2 separate regions of the Homo sapiens genome follow, and region 2 is linked to region 1. Evidence: read pairs that join two places in POLR2A ChIA-PET (ENCODE). Cell type or tissue: endothelial cell of umbilical vein. All regions are shown on one strand. Each heading gives the region's core, and the rest is flanking DNA. Links, peaks and the distances in the headings are about the cores only. Region 1 overlaps PTPRE (protein tyrosine phosphatase receptor type E). Region 2 has its middle 22 kb from the start of CLRN3.

Region 1 (2,912 bases), core at 160-2,659:
GTGCCAACTGCCTAAGGGGTGGCATCATTCATATTGGGAGAAAGAAGACAAGAAATGTATAAATGCTTTTGGGTGTATGAGTTACAGAGAGATTTCTCAGACCCGGCGGTGCATCAGGATGAGGTCTCGTGCCAAATGCAAGGGCCGTGGGTGGACCAGTCCTACCTGATACAGGAACTCACCCTCAACTGCAGCACCATCCCCTGGGGGTGGCCCCCTGTGGATTGAGCAACAGGAAAGGAGATCACATTCTGCTCAAAAATGACCATTTGCAGTGACTTTTTTTCTTTTCTTTTTTTTTTTTTTTTTTTGAGACTGAATCTTGCTCTATCACTCAGGCTGGAGTTCGTTGGCACAATCTGGGCTCTTCGCAAACTTTGCCTCCAGGGTTCAAGCGATTCTCCTGCCTCTACCTCCTGAGTAGCTGGGATTACAGGCACCTGTCACCATGCCCAGCTAATTTTTGTGTTTTTAGTAGAGATGGGTTTTGCCATATTGGCCAGGCTGGTCTCGAACTCCTGACCTCAGGTGATCCGCCCACCTTGGTCTCCCAAAGTGCTGGGATTACAGGCATGAGCCACCCTACCTGGCCTGCGGTGACTTTTTAAAGCTGCTCATACACATGAACATAAAGATGGAAACAACAGATGCGGGGAACTCCAAAAGGGAAGAGGGAGGGAGGAGAGCAAGGGTTGAAAGACTCTCTATTGGGTACTATGTTCACTATTGGGGTGATAGGTTCAATAGAAGCTCAAAGCCCAGCATTGTGCAATGTACCCATGTAAGAAACCTGCACACATACTCTCGAATCTACAATAACATTTTTTAAAACTGCTTATTATGTTGCAGAGTTTGGTAAAAATTATTTAAAATGGTAAGAAAGGAAGGATCTCTGTGGAACTACTGAACAAAAACATGTCATGTAATAGATTTTCTGGGTAGCTTTTCTCCTTGTTTTGAATAGAAATGAGCATAAGCAAAAAAACGAAAACTGGATTTGTGTTTATTTTATGATGAGGGCTGTTTCAGTTCTAACAACTTTTAAAAAATATGTTGATAGTATTTAACTGATTTCAAACAACTCTACCAAGATTCATCTGCTATCAGAAATGGTGCAGATTTCATGTTCAAGTGCTATAACATATACATATAGATAGCTTCTTAAAGCTATATATATTATATTTTACATATACATATTATATATTTAAAGCTATCATGTTAGCATGTTGCTGCTGAGAAATGAATTTTTTTAAATCTCATGTTTGTGAAATTATTATTTAGAAAAACAGGATTTGCTCTATTTCCTGTTTTTCCAGATAACTTACATGCCTTATGCTTAAACAAAAATTGCATTTCTGATAAGACACATACATATGGAGCACTTATTTACAAAGCATGCTCAAATTCATGATCTCAAGTGGGCCCCCTAAACATGCAGAGGCAGCAGTCCAGGCATGCCTTGTCACCTCTCCCTTAAAGAGGGGAAAACAGAGACCCAGGCAGGCTGGATAAGTGAGTTGTAGGACAGTGGAAAGGAAGTGCCAGTCCCCAGCGGTGCTCTCTCGGACTGAAACGCTGCTCCTCTCCAACTGAAAAAACAGTCGGCTCTCATTACCACCACCAAAGGTGAAGTTCAGACCTGCCAAAAGAAAAACTTTTCCGTTATGAAAAATATTATTTGACAGTTATGCAAGTGACAGAGAACATTAACAAATAAGAACATATCCTGTGGATTCTGCAAACGGTTTGCTGGTTGATAATTATATTTTGGAACAGTTTTATGATCACTTGAGTTGATCTTGGCCAGAGTTCCCAATTATTTCTGCATGTTATCTGCTGACCAAATCCAGCTTTCTAATCTCTTTTCACACACTTGGCATGTTTCCTTCCAGCACAGCCAGTAATTTGTTCATTCGCTCACTGAGGGTTTATCGGGTTTATCAGGTATCTCTTGCAAGCTTATAATTGTGCAAGATATTGAAAAATGAAGTGGTTGATTCTAGTTCTAATTTCAGGAAATATTGCTTAGAGAGCCAATGTTTGAGTCCTTTCTCTACTAAGTATAAATGTGTGTTTTGCCCAGGAGCCTAGAAAAATGATTGATTAGAAAGATTTTAGTTCTGGAAAGTTGAATGGCCTCTGTAATCCCAGCACTTTAGGAGGCTGAGGTGGTTGGATCACTTGAGGTCAGGAGTTTGAGAGCAGCCTGGCCAGTATGGTAAAACCTCATCTCCACTAAAAATACAAAAATTAGCCAGGCATGGTGGCACGTGCCTGTAATCTCAGCTACTCAGGAGGCAGAGGCAGGAGAATCACTTGAACCCAGGAGGCGGAGGTTGCAGTGAGCCGAGACTGCACCGTTGCACTCCAGCCTGGGTGACAGAGCATGACTCCACCTCAAAAAAAAAAAAAAAAAAAAAAGAAAGAAAAGAAAAGAAAGCGGAGTGACTTAGACTTGTCACTTCATCACTCTGAGTCACACCTTCTTGGTCTAAAACATAAAGGGCTGGGTGAGAATTGTTTAAAGACATCTTCAAGACCTAGAGTTCTATGCTCTAGGGTGGTGCTGGTCTGGATTTGGAGTTAGCAACAGAAATCCCCAGAAAGTAACTACTGCATGTGTCGGCCATGACGGGGACCAGCCGCACTCATCCCCTTGTCTTGCAGGATGTGTCTGCATGTTTTGGGGTGAATGTTTTGTCATCTTCCTATGAGAAAGCAGCACTGGCCTAGGGGCTTCCTCCTCCTGCCTCGCTCATTTGTTTTTGCTCTCTCACTGCTCTCCAAAAGAAGCAAGAACATTTTTTTAAAAAGCATTTTATTAATGGAAAATTTTTATTTGAAATATGGTCATTTCCTTTTTATAATGTTGCTTCTATTCAGGAAGGAAAAGCTGAGAATCCGTGGGCTTT
Region 2 (2,912 bases), core at 177-2,676, 120 kb before region 1:
CCTTTATTTATGAAACTTAGCTTTGCTGGATACAAAATTCTTGACTGACAATTATTCTGTTTGGAGGAGACTAAAGATGGGACTCCATTGCATTCTGTCATGTAATGTTTCTGCTGAGAAGTCTGCTGTTAGTCTGATAGGTTTTCCTTTGTAGGTTACCTGGTGCTTTTGTCTGACTGCTCTTAGAATTTTTTCCTCTACATTGACTTTAGATAGCCTGATGATTATATGCCTTGGTGATGTCCTTTTTGCAATGAGTCTCCCAGGAGTTCTTTGAGCTTCTTAGACATGTATTTGCATGTCTAAATCTCTAGAAAGGCTAGGGAAGTTTTCCTCAATTACTTACTCAAATAGGTTTTCCCTACTTGTTGCTTTTTCTTCTACCTCAGGGATGCCTATAATTCTTAGGTTTAGCTGTTTTCCCATATTTCTTGGAAACTTCGTTTATTTTTTTTAATTCTTTTTTTCCTTTATTTTTGTCTGATTAGGTTAATTTGAAAGCCTTGTCTTTGAGCTCTGAAATTCTTTCTTCTACTTGGTCTAGTCTATTGCTAAAACTTTCCACAGTATTTGTAGTTCCCCAGATATGTCTTTCATTTCCAGAAGTTCTGATTGTTTTTTCTTTAAAATATGCCTCTCCTTAGAAAGTTTTTCACTCATGTCCTGAATTGTTTTTAATATTTCTTTATGTTGGTTTTCACCTTTCTCTTGTCTCTCCTTTAGTAACTTAATAATTTACCTTTTGAATTCTTTATCTGGTATCTCAAAGATTTCATCTTGACTTAGACTCACTGCTGGAGAGTTAGTGTAATCTTTTGTGGGTGTTTTTAGAACCTGTTTTTTCATATCACCAGAATTATCTTTCTGATTTACTCTCATTTGGGTAGACTCTTTCTTCTTATGATTTTTAAATTAATTTTTATTTGACTGGTTTTAAAACATTTCCCCGTGAGGATGTGACTTTAATGTTTATAGTTCATTGTCACCTAGCTTCAGCTCTGCATACTTTCAGTGGCAAAGACTCTGAGTTCCTTGGTTATGGAGAATCTTTGTGTGATGGATTTCTCAGATGCTGGATGTACTAAAAATGTGTTGTGTGTGTAAGCAGATTCACTGTCTCATGTGGGGCTGGAATGGCCGTGGTCTCATGAATATCTCATTTCCCAGTGATGTGCACTTAAAAAGAAAAATTCCCCAGTATTTTATTCACTAGGTTGAACAGTTCAGGCTTCGGGCCAGTAGGAGGTGCCAATGGGTTAAAAAGAAAATGGCTGCAGCTAAAGCAGGTGGGTAAAAGCGATATCCCAGTGGTGGGTGGAGGTCCCAGCTTTGACAGAGGTGACTGAGGAAGCTGTCAGTAAAATGCACTGAGTTCTTTTCAGGGGGAGGTGAGGGATCCACCACAGTTCTCCTTCCAGGCCAGAAGGAAAGTAATCCACCTCCCAGCCCACTCCTGACCTGGTATTCCAGCTGTTAGATCAGACAGGCAGCTCTTATTCATCAGGAATACTGATGTTTCATGTAGAAAGGGGTTGTGAATCTCTCTCTCTCTCTCTCTCTCTCTCTCTCTCTCTCTCTCTCTCTCATGCAAGCCTGAACCTGGAAGGGAATGCTGTGGGGATGCAGTCACCCTAGAGTGTTCCAGAAAGGGTGCCTACTAATGCACCCACACCAAGCTCCTATGGGAGAAGCCCCCGCTACCTCTGCAGTGGTGGTCAAGGGATGGAAGAAGTCCCCTTCTCCAAGACCATTCACAAGTATCAGGGCTGCCTGACTACTTGGGTAGAGCAACAGACTTTCCCCACCGAACCGAGCACTGCACCTGTGCCTCTGCTGAAAGAAACTTCCCACCCGTGGAAAGTTCTAGCACTCAAGGCCTGCCTTCTGAATTCCTTTGTCTCATAGGGTCCTCCCTTAATGTGTGCATTCTCACTTCCCCTAGGAGTAGCAGCCCCTGAAGGCCAGACTACTGTGAATGCTGCTGCTCCTCTGGGTCTAGCCACCCAGTCGGGCTGCCACATTCCAGGCTGGTGCTAGGGATATCTACAAGGGATCCAATGATGTAACTTGTCCAGTCTCCCAGCAGTGGCAGGGGAGAGACATAGACTGAGATTTTCTTGGTTGTAAATAGCCTTAGCATGTTGGCTTTCTCAAAGCCAACAATAGTAGTAACGTACTAGGTATATGGAAACGTACTTTCCATATGGAAAGACTCAACATCTGGTTAGCCAGGGTGATGCAGGCAATGTCAGTAGGCGAGGTTGCACAGAGGTTTTCTTCTTCCTGAGTAATGTGTTATTGTGCCTGCAGATGCTGCAATGGATGGTGGCAGCTGGCCACCAGCCAGGAGGTGGCACTCGCAAAAGATCACCAGCTGAGGTGGTAGTGATGGGGTTGGTGCTTGCCTCATGTTACCCAGGGGAGGTACTCTGGAGTCTCAGGCAATGGGCGGGGTCCTGGAGTTCCCAAACGTCCCTGTCCCTTGTGTTTACCAGGGCAAGTGAAGGGGCAAAGCGGGTCAGGCTAGATCAGGTAAGTCCACGCCCTGGCTCCCTACATGCAGGGGCAAGCAGTGTCCTCAGCGGGGGATTGGAGGGCAGTTCTCTGGCTGCTGGGATAATGTTCCAGAGATGAGTGTAGCTGCCGCTGCTGCACAAAAGAATCCGCATGGGGAGTGAGGAGTAACAGGCGGCAGTCAGTCCCACTCAGCTCCCACGCACTTGGCAAGGAAGGCCTCACACCCGCAGGGTTCAGCCAACAGCAGCGAGCTGGGTTCCAGGCAGCCTGCTCTCAGAACTCAAAACCGCCCAGGCCATGAGTCTTCCTGATAGAGACAGAAACCTGGCTTTCATGCTTCGGCCCTCCAGGTCCACCCGGGAAGCAGGGGTGCCAGCTCCTGCACTCGTGGCCAT

The links. ChIA-PET counts read pairs that join two places held together with the same protein. Peaks named below come from ENCODE experiments on the same cell type or tissue, not always from the same donor. Only the 100,000 strongest peaks of a DNase experiment are listed, where the experiment ranks them.
Region 2: POLR2A ChIA-PET joins it to region 1 with 7 read pairs; 2 of 35 experiments call an interaction of 5 or more read pairs at or near these places.

The regions. Positions count from the first base shown.
Region 1 is chr10:127,988,013-127,990,924 of GRCh38, forward strand. All of the region lies in intron 2 of PTPRE (protein tyrosine phosphatase receptor type E), which reads left to right. Among named protein-coding and RNA genes, the nearest start is that of PTPRE-AS1, 55 kb to the left of the region's middle. In endothelial cell of umbilical vein, for the core only: no CTCF peak of the experiment used is centred there; DNase peaks (open chromatin) are centred at 859 and 1,689; H3K4me3 peaks cover 1,524 bases; H3K27ac peaks cover 2,500 bases.
Region 2 is chr10:127,869,417-127,872,328 of GRCh38, forward strand. No RefSeq gene overlaps it. Among named protein-coding and RNA genes, the nearest start is that of CLRN3, 22 kb to the right of the region's middle. In endothelial cell of umbilical vein, for the core only: a CTCF peak has its summit at 1,218 (motif pointing right); a DNase peak (open chromatin) is centred at 1,265; H3K27me3 peaks cover 239 bases.